2 separate regions of the Homo sapiens genome follow, and region 1 is linked to region 2. Evidence: read pairs that join two places in POLR2A ChIA-PET (ENCODE). Cell type or tissue: A673. All regions are shown on one strand.

Region 1 (8,000 bases), 200 kb after region 2:
TTCTCTTATACGTTTTCCTGCCATTCAGACCATCAAAACATTTTTGCAATCTAATAATAATACATTAGGCTAAGTGTAGTGGCTCACACTTGTAATCCCAGCACTTTGGGAGGCCAAGGTTGGGAGGATCACTTGAGGCCAGGAGTTCAAGACCAGCTCAGACAACGTAGTGAGACCTCATCTCTAAAAAACATAAAAAAATTAGCTGTGTGTAATGGCACATGCCTGTAGTCCCATCTACTCTGGAGGCTGAGGTGGGAGAATTACTTGAACCCCTCGGTGGGGGCGGTGGTTGGGGCTGTAGTGAGCCATGATCACACCACTGCACTCCAGCCTGGGTGACAGAGCAAGATCCAGTCTCGAAAAAAATAATTATAGTTACATATTAAAGCTTAAATAGGTTAATTATATTCATTTTAATCCTCCTTTTACTTCATAATTTAGAGCTCTGTAGGGCAATGAACTTGCACCATCTCCTAAGAAGTCTAAGTCCTTGACTGACTGTGAGACTGGAACATTTGTTCTTCCATTTCTTCCAGGGTCTTCTATTTCCATTTGGGAAATTGCCATCTGTTTCTGATATCTCTCCCCAGCTTCCTCTGTGAACTAAAGGGCAAAGTTTCAACTCTATAATTTTAGCAATATCCACCTCCTCTGTTGATAAATAAATCTTTCTGTTTTCTTTTGGGAAACCGCCATCTCCTTTGCTCACCTATCATTCAATACATGCTTCTGTTCTTTCAGGGACTTTCTTTGGAATGTTATTTGGATTTATCTTGGACAGAGAGCTGCACCTGGATTTCAGAAAGGTGGTCTCCCAAGGATCCTATAGATCAAATTCTTTCACAGTATTTTTTCCAATGGATAAACAGAAGAATCTTCCTCACTCCTGAACTGCCATTGCAAGAGAAAAACTGACTATCCCTTTGTGAGGGAGGAAAAACACTGTTAGTGACATCTTTGAATGAGATTCATTTGTTTGTATTCCTCTCTTCATAGCAACCAACTCTGTTTACTTCTGTGATTTTTGTTAGCTGGGTGAGTCAAGGTGCCTTAGTTTCGTTTTCCTGATCTCTAGATTTTAGAAAAGTGTACATTCCCTTTTGCTTGGCTACCATGCCTGAACTCAGAAAGTATAATTAGCAAGATGGTATTTTACATTGAAACATTTGCATTAGTGTCTTTTGAGAGAATGCTACAGCTAAGAGAAGGATAGAAAAGTAACAGGTGGGCCAGGAGTGGTGACTCATGCCTACAATCCCAGCACTTTGGGAGGCTGAAGCGGGCAGATCACTTAAGGTCAGGAGTTCAAGAACAGCCTGGCCAACATGGTGAAACCCCATCTCTACTAAAAATACAAAAATTAGCCAGGCGTGGTGGCATGCACCTGTAGTCTCAGCTACTCTGGAGACTGAGGTGGGAGAATTGCTTGAACCTGGGAGGTGGAGGTTGCAGTGAGCCAAGATTGTGCCACTGCACTCCAGCCTGGGTGACAGAGAGAGATCCTGTCTCAAAACAGAAAAAAAAGTAACAGGTGATGAATGCTTTTGCTTTTGGTGCATGGGATGGTAGCTGACCACTGAGAGGACTATGCCCATATCTAGCTTGGTTAGATCCAGTTAAAAAGGCATATAGAATGCCCAGGAACCCTGTGTCCTTCGGAAGTTCAGTCCTCTTTAGGAAAGCTACACCTATACATTTCAGTTTCTTTAATGCTTTACAAGAGTTTCTGCCAGTTTCCTTTGGTGAAATGGTTTCCAGATCATAGGAAGAAAAAAAGGAAAAGAAAAAGAAATGGAAATGATGAATGGCTGTCATGTGCTTCAGCTCCCAAGCATGAAATTGGGGCTCAGGCCAGAGGAGTGAGTTTTCTTTGGGTCCAAGCCAGCAACCTGAAACCCCAAGAACCCGGTCTTTGGATATGTCATTATCTACCAAGCCAAAGGAAATGGTTGACATGATGCTGACTAAGTGAGATGAATTTTGGTCTATAATTTATGTGAACACCAACTAATAGTTAAAATGTCAATTACTATCAGTATCAAATTGTCCAATCATGTAGACAGTGAGAACAGAGACACAGGGCACTTCCCGAGCTGTCGTAAGGAGTTTGGGCTGCATACTCCGGCGATGATCACTAATTTTGCTGTGTTTTGATTTAGTGTTTTTGTTAATAGAGTCTAGTATGTCTGAGAATATGAAAGTAACACCTGGTGTGCTCTGTGCAAATGCTTCTCTGCTTCAGGAGGAAAGCCAAAGGGGACATGCAGCAGAACCTGAAGCATCATTATAAATAGGCTCCAGGGAACAAACTCCTCAGATTGCTGAGAATAAAACAAAGTCAGAAAAAAAGTACAAATATACAAACCTTTCTTATATGCAAGACATACCTTTAAGAAAAGATTATGTTCAGAAGTTTGTTTTGGGGCAGTTTGTAAACCAAACTAGGTTTTTGGGTTTTTTGTTTGTTTGTATGTTTTTTGAGACAGAGTCTTGCTCTGTCACCCAGGCTGGAGTACATTGGTGTGATCTTGGTTCACTGCAACCTCCGCCTCCTGGGTTCAAGTGATTCTCCTGCCCCAGCCTCCTAGGTATCTGAGACTACAGGCCAGCACCATCTGTCTCACTGTGATTTTATGCCACATCAGTGAACTAAAGCTGTAAGTGTTGAACAGGAGAGGCAGAAAATTCTGATGGGAGAAAATCCTACTGTTCATTATTTAAGCAGTCAGGAAAACAATGATGTTTATGTTGTTTTACTTCTTTTTTTTTATTTTTTGAGATGGAGTCTCACTCTGTCGCCCAGGCTGGAGTGCAGTGGCGCACTCGGCTCACTGCAAGCTCCTGGCCTGATAATTTCTGTATTTTTAGTAGAGATAGGGTTTCACCGTGTTGGCCAGGCTGGTCTTGAACTCCTGGCTTCAAGTGATCTGCCCGCTTTGGCTTCCCAAAGTGCTGGGATTACAGGCGTGAGCCATTGCTCTGGGCCCCAAACCAGGTTTTCATTGCATAGCTTTGTTTGCATTCAAATGTCCTCAAAACACATTCTTGTGTGCACAAACACACACACGCATGCACACAATTTGCAAGTAGAGGCACTGAGTCCAATTTTTAAAAATGTTCATGTGGAGAAGTCTAATTTTCCTGATATCTTAAGACTGTGAAAAGGTGCATATTCTGCCTGGAGTTATTCCTGCCCGAACTGGGCATATCATAGGCTGTGCTAGACTAGTGCCTACATGAAGGCAAAGCTGATGACTTCACAGCCCTTGAAGCAATTGCTTCAGGTCCCAGTGCCTTGGGGATCACATTCCCTTCCTTTTGAGCAACTGAGGTCTAGCAACTCTCAAGTTTAGCTTATTACACGAAGAGTCTCCAAGAAGAACAGGCAAGGCAGGAAGGAAGCCCTCTCCTCGAAGGACCTAAAAGCTCAACATGCTCACGGGGAGAAAAGCTGCAAGTTTATTTTAAATTTATAGTATTTCCCAGATCTACATCAAATCTAATAATGAAAGATATAATAAATTGACCTTTTGGATTTTCTTGTACACAAATATCCTAAATTCATGTCATTATTTTATTCCATTTCCTTCCTTCCTTCCTTCCCTCCCTCCCTCCCTCCTTCCTTCCTTCCCTCCCTCCTCCCCTCCCTCCTTCCCTCCCTCCCTCCCTCCTTCCTTCCTTTCTTCCCTCCCTCCTTCCTTCCTTTCTTCCCTCCCTCCTTCCTTCCTTCCTTCCTTTCTTCCCTCCCTCCCTCCCTGCTTCATTCCTTCCTTCCTTCTTTCCTTCCCTCCCTCCCTCCCTGCTTCCTTCCTTCCTTCCTTCCTTCCCTACTTCCATCCCTCCCTGCTTCCTTCCTTCCTTCCTTCCTTCCTTTCTTCCTTCCTGAACAGCTTAACTTCATTTGCCTGGCTTGCTCTGCCACCTCTGTGAGAAGTCACCACCAATGAGAAGATAACGAATCACACCGTGTCATTTTCATTACTCTGCTCATCTTACAAATCTACAGGCTGTGCTGGTGGATGCTTCTAAGATGTAATATGAGTAAGAGAGAATTCAACATTTCTCCACTAATGTGTCCAGAGAGTCACAATGGCTTTCTGCTTGCCACATTTCCAGGGTTGGGAGGTCCTACTAGTGATCTCAGCCTTCACCTGGACGTGGAAGGTGAAAATATACAATCCATGAATTCAATATCCACTGAAAATAGATTTCTGGCTCAACAAGAGTTTCTGAGACTTCCACTGGAGTTCTCAGGTGCAGAAGGAAAATGCAGTGGTCTGTGGAGCTCACATTCTAGCTGATTAATACGCTGCTAAACGCTGTTTGGCAATCTGCCAGGAGAAATATAAACAGCAAAAGAACTTACTCTATAAGTTATCTGTCTTTTTGCGAAATCGTACAAGGAAAATGTTTAAGAAAAAAAAAGATAGGAGGATGTGTTTTTATTACATCTATACTCATCAGATCCCAGCTCTGTAAAACGCATTAAAAATAACATGAAGTATTTAAAATCAGCAGCAATCACCTTGGTTGGTTACTGATTTACAAGATTAAAAACATTCTGAACTGAAGATGAAGGTGCATGAATAAACACGGGTTCCTGAAAGAATCCTTGGTGATTACTTGCCGGTCTGTTTGGTGAGGGGTTCAACATCTTAAGGAAAAATGTCAGCACGTAAGTGAGGAGGAGGCGTTGATAGTCAACCAGTTTCCTTAGGAAATTGAGAGGACTGTTTCCTAGTCGTGGTGCAGAGCCCTAAACATGATCAGGACTGGTTTTGAAGTCTCTGGCATGCATTGGTTGAGTGGTTGGGCAAATTTTCAAGCTAAATGTGCCTCCTGAGGGCCTTCCCAGTGTTGGGGGGAGACATTCCCTTTATTCCACACCTGTTGGGTTTTCTAACTCATAAATTCCTAGAACGCAAAAGGGTCTACCACGGACGTGGAGTGCAATCACAGAACCGGCATCCTGAGAGCCAGGGCAGGACCTGATACTGTTTTAACATATCCTAGTCTTAGCCTTTGAGTGGCTCTACTTGAATTGATTCTCTTGTTATTTTTTTGCCTTCTTTCAAAATTTATAATTTTGGAGGAAGCACACATCTCAAATAGACAGAGCCTTTGTTTATCTGCATTGTAAACAAAACACTATGGGAGCTGCATAATAAATACACATAAAAATGGGAAGAGGAAGATGAGCAACAGCAGGTTGTGGTCAGCTTTGAAGAATAGGTGCCTGAGTCTACACGTGTTGATGTGTGTGATGTGTCGATGAGTCCAGTGCCTCAGGGTCAGCTGGTGTCTCGATGTTCCATGTAGGGATGTGACTGGAGGGTAAATAAAGGTCAGGGAACTATGAGGTCGGGAATGCAACTGATGAAAGCTGTGTTTGCATCCATTTCTACACCCCAATGCACCTGCGGGATACAGCTTTGACCCTCAGTGACTGTCTCAGAGCCACGATATTCTCCACTGTGGTCAGAAGTGCTGAGTCTCTTTGCCAAAACCCCCATAGGTATATATGCTCTTACCACTGGAGGATCCCTCTGGATTTTTGAGAATTAAAAACCGTATTAATTCTATTTTATCATTTACTTATTTTAGAAACAGGGTTTTGTTCTGTGGTCCAGGTGGGAGTGCAGTGGCACAATCACAGCTCACTGCAGCCTTGAACCCCTGTGTTTATGCCATACTCCTGCTCAGCCTCCTGATTAGCTGGAACTACACGTGTGCCCCACCATGCCTGGCTTAACATTTTTTATTTTTTATTTTTGTAGAGCTAGGATCTCATTATGTTGCCCAGGCTGGTCTTGAACTCCCGGACTCAAGTGGCCTTCCTGCCTCAGCCTCCCAAAGTGCTAGGATTACAGGCTTCAGTGTATCTGGCCCATATTAACTCTTTATAGCATTTGGAGGCCTCTGCAGTTGAGACAGGCTGTCCGTGAACCCACAAGAAGATGATGGAGTTTTCAGTGAGCATGAACTCCACAGGACAAGCTAAGGACACATCCTGCATGCTGCTCCAGGGTCTGACTTAAGGTCACTCGTGTTCCAGATGCCACCTGAACTTGTGCCAACCAATTGGACTACAGGGCATCAGACTCTCCTTTGTGCATTTGTTTGATCCGAGTTTGGCTTTCTAAGTAGGTAGATTTCCAAGTCCAGCTGAGGGAGGAAAAATTTGCCAGATGAAGAAAAACTGCTTTATAACATGAAGCCCTCTATGTCTCTGTGATGGCAAGGTGTCTTAGCAAGCCCATCCTAAGCACTTCATAAAACATCCTTGTTGCTGGGTCCCAGTGGCTCAGGTGGCTTCTCCAGATGCTACCCCGACCCTCATTACAATATCTTTCACTCATGCTTTGGGTGTCCTTGATGTCCTGTAGATTTGCACCTGGACCTGCCTCTAACAGCCACTGCAGACAGATGCCCCTTTGGGATGGCCCAGCTCGCTTTCCGTCACAGCTGTGTCCCAGATGCTGCATCTGCCCGAGTCTTGGTGTCCCCTTCCAGAGCCGTTCTACCCACTGAACTCAGGCCTGGGAATTCCAGGCCAGCAACTGCTGCTTTGAGAGGGAAGTTGGAAAACTGCACATCAGGGTCAGGCTTCATTTTCTTTCCGTGAACCAAGATACCAGTGCTTGTCCACAGGAAATAGCTGCTAGAAACAGCTCTGGAATCATTGATACAAGCGCTAGGTATTATTATAAAGCTCTCTCTTGGCTTTCTGCAGTCTCTGCCCTTTACTGACTTGCTCACTGGACACCCCCTGTCACTGGGTGATTTCTTGATTTTCCCCCTTTTCTGGCAGCACAGTTACACATTCCATTTAGCCAGACACTTGAGCTTTCCTCCTTGTACACATCAGCGTATCAGCAATAGCAGATAGCAACCGAGATACCCCACAGTGCTCTTTCCCAAACCTCAAAACCATGCTAACGTTCAACCCGAAGGTAAGAATTTTCTAGAATTAAAGAGATCAGTAAAAACATTCCTGTTGTATAAACTGATGATGTTTTAAATGTTGGTTTCAAATACATTTCAGGCAAAGTGCATAAAATATATTGGAGCATGGGACCCATTCTGAGGTCATTGTAAGAAGGTGATATCCAGGTATTCTCCTGGGGAATTATTTGGGTAGCCCAGTGAGGGACAAATGAACAGGACATAGGCTGGTTCCGGCATCAGTGGGTGATGTCTGTGACTATGTCAGGATGACAACACAGAAATTTTTAACTCATAATTCTAGGGAAGTGGTAATATGAACTAAATGAAAGCCTGTTTGGGGGAATTCTGAACTGCATTTATACCCCACCAGAGAGACTCATGTTAATGAAAAGGGCTACAGTGATTGAGGTTAACTCTGTCCCAAGGACAGTATTTGGTACGTATTACCTCATTGAATCTTCGCAACAATACAAGAGGGGAACAATATTTATCAGCTCCATTTAACAGAGGAGGAAGCTGGGCTCAGTTAGGTAAAAGGACTTGTTTATGGTAATGTGGTTGATACATTGCAAGCCCAGCAGACTAACCCTTTTCCTCTTGCCTCAAAGCCCATAATCTCAGGACTGTCTCCCATGTGGGTTGGAGATCTACTCACACTCTGATTCTAGTTCTGCATGTGAAGGGGTTGGGAGTTCTTGCCTGAGTTCAGAGACAAAAGAATACCCTTGTGCCTCAGGTGGAGGACACTTTATCCTGGTGCCACTCCCTTAGAAAGTCAAGTGACAGTTGTTTTGTTTTATGTTTTCAGGTTTTTTGGTTGGTCAGTATCCAACCACGCTGCCTATTTGTGGTACCTCTTTCATTCTTTGTACTTTTGGTGGGATAGTGTGCCCTTCCTACTCCAAAAAGAAAGAGAAGGTGGGTGTACCTTCCCGCTCCCTGTACCTGAAGGCCAAGCCTTAAATATGTGGCCTTGATCTGGCTGTTAGAATTTCCTGCCTGGGTTCTCGACATAAGACTTGTGTCATATGACACTGTAACTGCCCAAC
Region 2 (8,000 bases):
GAGGGCATCAGAATTATTTTAATGGCTAGAGCTTAAAATCTCTTCTGATCATTCTAGGATTTTTCTACCACCATATTTGCACCAATGTATTCCACTAAAGTGTTATTTCTCAATCTTTTTTCATTATTAATCCCCCACCCCACTGGTGCCTTTTTAAAGTATTTCTTTCCTCAATTGTACCCCTTTCCATGAAATTTTAATTCCACAGATAATACTGTGTATCTGTTTGTGTGATGTGGCCCTCCATATAGCCACAAAACATAATAGCCAAGATTTTTTTTTTTTGCCTCCCAGGAACTATTTTTCATTCCCCAACTTTAAATGCATGTACTAAAATATGCATATGCAATACTCTACTACCAAGTAAATATTACATTTTATTTCCTTAATACACTACATGTGACTGAAGCCTTTTGAAATAATTGGCTACTGATTGTAATGTACTCTTTTTTAAAAAAAAATTTATTTCTATAGGTCTTTGGGGAACAAGTGGTATTTGGTTCCATGAGTAAGTTTTTTAGTTCAGTGAGTTGTGAGATTTTGGTACACCCATCACCCGAGTAGTGTACACTGAACCCAATTTGTAGTCTTTTATTCATCACCCCATTCCCACCCTTTCCTCCATGTCCCCAAAGTCCATTATATCATTCTTAAGCCTTTGTGTCCTCATAGTTCAGCTCCCACTTGTGAGTGAGAACATATGATGTTTGGTTTTCCATTCCTGAGCTACTTCACTTAGAATAATAGTCTCCAGTTCCAACCAGGTTGCTGTGAATGCCATTAATTTGTTCCTTTTTATGGCTGAGTAGTCCATTGTGTGTGTGTGCATGTGTGTGTGTGTGTGTGTGTGTGTGTGTGTATCTCACAATTTCTTTATCCATTTGTTGATTGATGGACATTTGGGCTGGTTCCATATTTTTGCAATTGTGAATTGTGCTGCTATAAACATGCGTGTGCAAGTATCTTTTCCATATAATGACTTCTTTTCCTCTGGGTAGATACCCAGTAGTAGGATTGCCAGATAAAATGGTTGTTCTACTATTAGTTCTTTAAGGAACCTCCACACCGTTTTCCAGAGTGGTTGTACTAGTTTACATTTCCACCGGCAGTGTAGAAGTGTTCCCTTTTCACCACATCCAGAGCAACATCGATTTTTAAAAAATTTTTTGATTATGGCCATTTTTGCAAGAATAAGGGGGTGTCGCATTGTGGTTTACAAATTGCCAACAAACATGAAAAAATGCTCAACATCACTAATGATCAGGGAAATGCAAATCAAAACCACAATGTGATTGCAATATACTTCTAATGTTTTGCTTGAAAAGAAGTTGCGATTAAAGTTCACATGTTGTATGTGCATCTCCTGTTGGTAATGTCAGCCCTGCAGCTGCTGGGCTGATGAGGGAGTGAGGATATAGTTGGACCCAAGCTGGACATCAGAAAACAGTTCTTGGCCTACAGCGAATCATCAGAATTTAGCTCTATCCACTGTGGAAGAGAAAGTGACTTCAGCTAGGTGTAATGTGCACATTGCACTCTATTTTGTAGGGTTTCCACCATGGCTTTAAGGTAAAAAAGTTTTTTCTCCCTCTCTACCCTCCTCCTAATCTTTTCAGCTTCATCCTGACACCTTCAACCATAAAGACGCAGTTTCTCTTTTTCCACTTCGCTTCTGCAACATTGAGTTTTGGTATCAAGGAGGGCAAATACAAAAAAAGTAGGAATAAAAAAGGTGATACAGAAAGACAGGAAAGAGAGAAGAAAAAATAGGAGGAGACACTGGGAACAGCATCATGAAGTGTCTGATAAGAGGTGGGTGGATGGGAAGAGGAAGAAGGGTTTCACTGTGGTATGCGGATTGTTCTATGCACCTGATTATGATTCACAACATCTTTCCAAAAAACCTTTGCTGATCAACATCCTCCTTTTACAACGGGGGACAGAGATGATGAAGAAGGTGTTACAGGAAAGGGGCCCCAATCCAGACCCCAAGAGAGGATTCTTGGATCTCGTGCAAGAAAGAATTCAGGGTGAGTCCACAGAGTAAGTGAAAGCAAGTTTATTAAGAAAGTAAAGGAATAAAAGAATGTCTACTCCATAGACAGAGCAGCCCTGAGGGCTGCTGGTTGCCCATTTTTATGGTTATTTCTTGATGATATGCTAAACAAGGGGTGTATTATTCATGCCTCCCCTTTTTAGACCATATAGGGTAACTTCCTGATGTTGCCATGGCATCTATAAACTGTCACGGCACTGATGGGAGTGCAGCAGTGAGGACGACCAGAGGTCACTCTCGTGACCATCTTGGTTTTGGTGGATTTTGCCCGGCTTCTTTACTGCAGCCTATTTTATCAGCAAGGTCTTTGTGACCTGTATCTTGTGCCGACCTCCTAACTCATCCTGTGACTTAGAATGCTTTAACCATCTGGGGATGCAGCCCAGTAGGTCTCAGCCTCATTTTACCCAGCCCCTACTCCAGATGGAGTTGCTCTGGTTCACACGCCTCTGACAAAAGTACTTAGAGGAAGCTTCAGTGACTTGCTCATGTTTACATAGCTACTAACCAACAGAACCAGGATTCAAACCCAGAAGTCCAGGGAGCCTGTGTTCATCACCATGTGCCTCTGCCTTTACACCAAGAACCCACCAAAGCCCCACCCTCTCCAAATTCCCCAGTACTGAGTGCTATTGCCTGAAAGTGTTTTTCAAATTGTCCCTTAGCAGGGCTCTTGAATGTTGTTGCTCAACTTTTACTGTTTCAAAGAATCCCCCAAGGATTTCATTCAAAATGCAGATTCCCATGCTCAGTGCTGGAGAGAAGTAGATACAGAGCCTGGAAACCTGTCATTTTAAAGAGCACTCCCAGTGGTCTTCAGTGTCTTCAGGTGGCCTTTGTACCCACTTCTCAGTTCCACTTCACTCAGAGCTGCTCCATTTTGTGTGTTGCATTGTTAGGTTTCTGCCCAGGATTCCCTTCAAGGACAAGGCTGTTCAGCCTCCATAAGTCAGAAATCCACTGGTCTGGCGGGGCATGGTGGCTCATGCCTGTAACCCCAGCACTTGGGGAGGCCGAGGTGGGTGGATCACTTGAGGTCAGGAGTTTGAGACCAGCCTGACCAACATGGTGAAATTCTGTCTGTACTAAAAAAATTAGCTGAGCATGGTGGCACATGCTTGTAATCCCAGCTACTTGGGAGGCTGAGGCAGGAGAGTCACTTGAACCTGGGAGGCGGAGGTTGTAGTGAGCTGAGATCTTGCAAGTACACTTCAGCCTGGGTAACAAGAGGGAAACTCTGTCAAAAAGAAAGAAAGAAAGGAAGGAAGGAGGGAAGGAAGGAAGGAAGGAAGGAAGGAAGGAAGGAAGGAAGGAAGGAATCCACTTATCTTACTCTTTCCACACCTGGGAGTCATCATGCTCTGTTTGGGAACACTATGGCAAATCACTTTTCATTAATAAATTGCCAACAATCTTAAGTACAGAAACATGAGCATAAAGTGTATATTTTACTTGTATTATTTTATTTGTATCCTGCCTTATTAAGCTAATTACTGAAATTCATGCAATACAATAATACTTAAAAAGTGAAGAATGCATTATAAAGGAAAAAATTAGGCTGGAAAACTAAGATAAAGGTGGGGTATATTTACACAGAACATATGCTATGCAATCCCATATATTTGCTAGACCTGAGTAAATTGGCCTGTGAACTTTCTAGCAGATGAAAAGAGGGAGAGTGATCAGTGTTCTGATTCTTTTCGATAAGCCATTTTCCCAGGAGTACAACCATTCCTGTGATCACGACCGGAGAGAAATTGTCCACCCTGAAACACATTGTGTGATGCTCTGGTGGCATCTTCACAGTAAACCCAATCACAAGGTTCATTTGCTGCTTCATATACCTCCCTTTGTGCGATTTGATGGTAACGTGGCAAAACCAATTCAGCAAATGTAACTTGGTGAAGGGTCAAAATGAGAAAGTCCAGGTGCTCAGTTCTCCAATAGTCATGTTATGGTTTGAATGTTTGTCCCCTCCCAAACTTATGTTGAAATTTAGTCCCCAGTGTGGCAGTAGAGAGGTGGAGACTTTAACAGGTGATTGGGTGGGTCATGAAGGTTCTGATTAATTGATTAATGGATTAATAGGTTAATAGATTGATGAGTTTTCAAGGGAGGGGAACTGGTGGCTTCATAAGAAGAAGAAAGAGGAACCTGAGCCAGCACCCTCACCACGTGATGCCCTGTGCTGCCTGGAAACTCTGCAGAGAGTCTGCATCAGCAAGAAGGCCCCCACCAGACTCAGCCCCTCAACACTGGACTTCTCAGCCTTCATAACTATAAGAAATAAATTCATTTTTAAAATAAGTTACCCAGTTTCATATGTGGTCTTATAAGCAACAGAAAGCTGAGACACCAAGGATGCATTTTAAAGCATCTAGAATTTAGGACAGGGGTTGGCAAACTATGGCCTGTGAATCAAATATGATTTTTTTTTTTAAATTAGTGGTTGAAAAAAAGAATAATATTTCATGATGTGTGAGAATTATATAAAATTCAAATTTCTGTTGTCTGTAAGTAAAGTTTTGTTGGCATACATCACATTCCTTTATTTTAATGTCTATGCCTGCATTTTTGCTACAACAGCAGAGTTGAACAGGTGAGGCAGAAACCACGTGGCCCACAAAGGCTAAAGTTTTTACTATCTGGTCTTTACAGATAAAATTTACTTCTGCTTTAGATGATTGAGAAAGGGATGAACTACATATCGTTCAGCCTTGTTTTTCTCAACTGACCTTCGCTTGCTACTGAGAGGCAATGAGTTAAAAGCCACAGTCCCAGAGCAGTGTTTAGAATATGCATGTGCTATTTTTCCTCTCTTGAGGTAGACACATATTTTTAGAGTCAACTGAGCTGTGTGCGAGACACCCCTCCTCTTCTGAAAAATTGCAAAACTTAATGGGAGCATGCTATATATTTATGATATAAAACCACAGCCATGAACACACAGATATATGGGAAAAGAAACAGACTGTTGAAGCAGCAGGATCCTCAGTTACTGAGTTTTCATCTGATCATTTGCTATTTGTTCTTCTATTTTGTCATCTGCCAGTGGTATTCTAACAGACACGTGGGAGCAAACACCGAGGTTGTAAGAAAAATATATGTTGGAAAACCAGCTTGACGGTCATTAACTCAATATTCTTCCCAGGACTTGTTTGTGTCTGATATCCTTGGATTTTATTTGCAGGATATTTTGACACGGCTTATAGAGCACTATTGTTTTACGGGAACAGTTTGAGAATGACAAGTTTAAAACAGAAGTGGACTCTAACTCCTTTATTGCAAGACAGGGTTCTGAAATTTTACAGGGACAGGAGAATCTACTCAATTACTAACCAACAACTTTATAATCTTATCACGATAATGAATTTTACACAATCTAGTTGCCTGCCGATGTCTGTTCCTAACAGTATAAAATGTAAACAGCACTAGCAAGCCTGTTTTGGGTTCATTAAAGTAAGCATGTACCAGTCACCTGAGCAATATGGACTGGTGTGATAATAAAATTCTTAGGAAGCTCTCTTTTTAATACAGTAGATTAGAAAACTTGGGTAGGGTATTTTCTCCCTAATAATGCTTCAAAGGTATAGAGAAAGCTGTCCTGGATTCAACTGTCAATCTATGCTTAGAAATGTCACCAATAATTTGTAGCCTGGAAGTGCCTGACTTATGGACCCCTGGTGCTAATTGGATCCACTGATTTCTGTAAAATCCCCACCTGTCATCAGCTCAGTAATAGGTATGGTACTGAAACTCTAATGAACCCAGGACTAACTTTAAATAGCCACTGATTTTTTAAAATGTTGTTACCAGGCCACAAGTTTGGATTTTTAGGGAGGGAACTTTATTCTTTTATAGCCTCTATATAATCTTATAATCTTTGATTAGGATCTAAGCTGTTTAAGAAGGAGGTCAAGTTTTATCCTGGAGGACACCCTATTCTTGTAGAAAAGGTTGTTGGAATTTCAAAACTCCATCAGGTAGAGCTTGCTTAGAAACTGCAGAGAAAATGAATCTTGAATTCTTGTTAGCTAGGAACTGACTTGCTTCACAGCAGCAATAGAAAAATTCATTTCAGGAATGAGGAATCCGTTTTCAGGAGTCCAATGAAATGGATTGATCTGAGTGGGTGACCTGAAACTGCATTGCTGCCTGCATAGTTTAACTTTGGTCGCTATTTTCTTTGGTGCTGCAGTTTTGGAGCAGAAAACTTGCAAATCTGTTTTACATTACAGTGGGAGGTCTTCTCCTCTAAAAGAAGTGACTCTCCTGGGTGACAGGGTAGTGTCCTCTGGGAGAAACAGGAATACATTTGGAGGGGCTCCAGTAAGCATCATTGTTCTTTGATTCCTACCAGTGTCCTACCTCTTCTTAGCAGGACACTCCCAGGAGCTGTTTGCCATGGAGGGGACCAGGCTGCTCCAACTGCAGTCTGTCACCCCCTCCAGCTGGACTGGAGAGGCCTATGGAAGCAGCTGGGGTCTTGGTTGGAATATTCTCCTCATGCTAACTAGGTCAGAACCATTTCTGTTACATTCTTCTGTTTAGCTTGATGGATGGAATATAAAATGCTCCCCTTCCCAACACGTACCACTTTACCCACCTGAAAATCCCATGAGGACCTCCATGTTATGAAATGTGCTTACTGAGAAGTGGCTTTTGCTTTTATGGCGATGAAAACCTTGGGTGTCCACGAGGAAAACACACTGTATCCCACTATACCGTTTGCCAAAACTAGCAATTTATGATGCTATTCCCCTAAACCAATGTCCAACTAATATCAACTTGAGTAATTTCACCGATGTGATTCCTGTTCTTGGAGCCCTTGGGCCATAGCTGCTGTGGCTTCCACCCATGCACCAAAATAGATTAGCAAGGAAGGACGTGTTAAGTCATGCGGCCCAGCCCAGTCATCTGACCCTGGGGAGTGTTCCCTCTGGAATGGCTTTCTGATGCCCCAACTCGTCGGATTGGAATAATGCCAGCACAGGACTGTGGCTTCTTCCCGTGGGAGTTGGTAATATAGTCTCTTCCTGGTTTCAGCATTTTTTAACCCCCATTTCTTGATTTATTCAATCCTTCCTGGGAATGGCCAAGCCAGCCGTCTGCTTATGGAACCCTTACTTCTCCTTTCCATATTTTCCAAGATTATCCATTAGCTAGATGTGGGGCATCTTATATCTATCTGAAGTCATCCTTTTGGTAAACTCTGCTTAGGATTCCTTTGTGAAGTGGGTTGTCCTTCATCTTCCTTATTTTGTTGCTACATATTCATAAATTCTCTTTACTTTTTCTCTACCTCTTCATTCTTTTTAATTTTTAGTTTATTATGAGTACACAGTAGGTGCATATATTTATGGGGTACATGAGATATTTTGATACAGGCACACAATGTGTAATAATCACATCAGGGTAAACGGGCTATCCATCACCTCAAGCGTTTATCATTTATCTGTGTTACAAATATTCCAGTTATACTCTTTTACTTGTTTTAAAGTGTACAATAAACTATTGTTGGCTGCAGTCACCCTGTTGTGTTATAAAATGCTGGATATTATTCATTCTCTTAACTATATTTTAGTACCCATTAACCATCTCCACTCCCCCCGTACCCCTTACCTTTCTCAGACTCTGGTAACCATCATTCTACTCTCTACCTCCATGAGTTCAATTGTTTCAATGTTTAGGTTTTGTGAATGAGTGAGAACATGGAAGTTAGTGCTTCTGTGCATTTAGCCTTTTCATTTTTCATGCTATGGGTATGTCAACATGAGAGAGAAAGGGAAATGGGAAGAAAGAGGAGGTGCAGACTCTGGGGGTCCCTCACCAGGGCACTAGCAGCAAATGTTTGGTCTCAGGGCTGACTTGGAGTCAGAGGATGCCAAAATGGAAAAGCGACTGCCTGGAGATGTTGGTTTTCCAAGACCTGAGATAGGAACTA

What was found. Peaks named below come from ENCODE experiments on the same cell type or tissue, not always from the same donor. Only the 100,000 strongest peaks of a DNase experiment are listed, where the experiment ranks them.
Region 1: POLR2A ChIA-PET joins it to region 2 with 18 read pairs; 2 of 35 experiments call an interaction of 5 or more read pairs at or near these places.

Annotation. Positions count from the first base shown.
Region 1 is chr10:33,728,807-33,736,806 of GRCh38, reverse strand. No RefSeq gene overlaps it. Among named protein-coding and RNA genes, the nearest start is that of LINC00838, 40 kb to the left of the region's middle. In A673, no CTCF peak of the experiment used is centred here; a DNase peak (open chromatin) is centred at 3,956; H3K27ac peaks cover 539 bases.
Region 2 is chr10:33,926,503-33,934,502 of GRCh38, reverse strand. No RefSeq gene overlaps it. Among named protein-coding and RNA genes, the nearest start is that of LINC02629, 26 kb to the right of the region's middle. In A673, no CTCF peak of the experiment used is centred here; DNase peaks (open chromatin) are centred at 3,382 and 7,002; H3K27ac peaks cover 5,699 bases.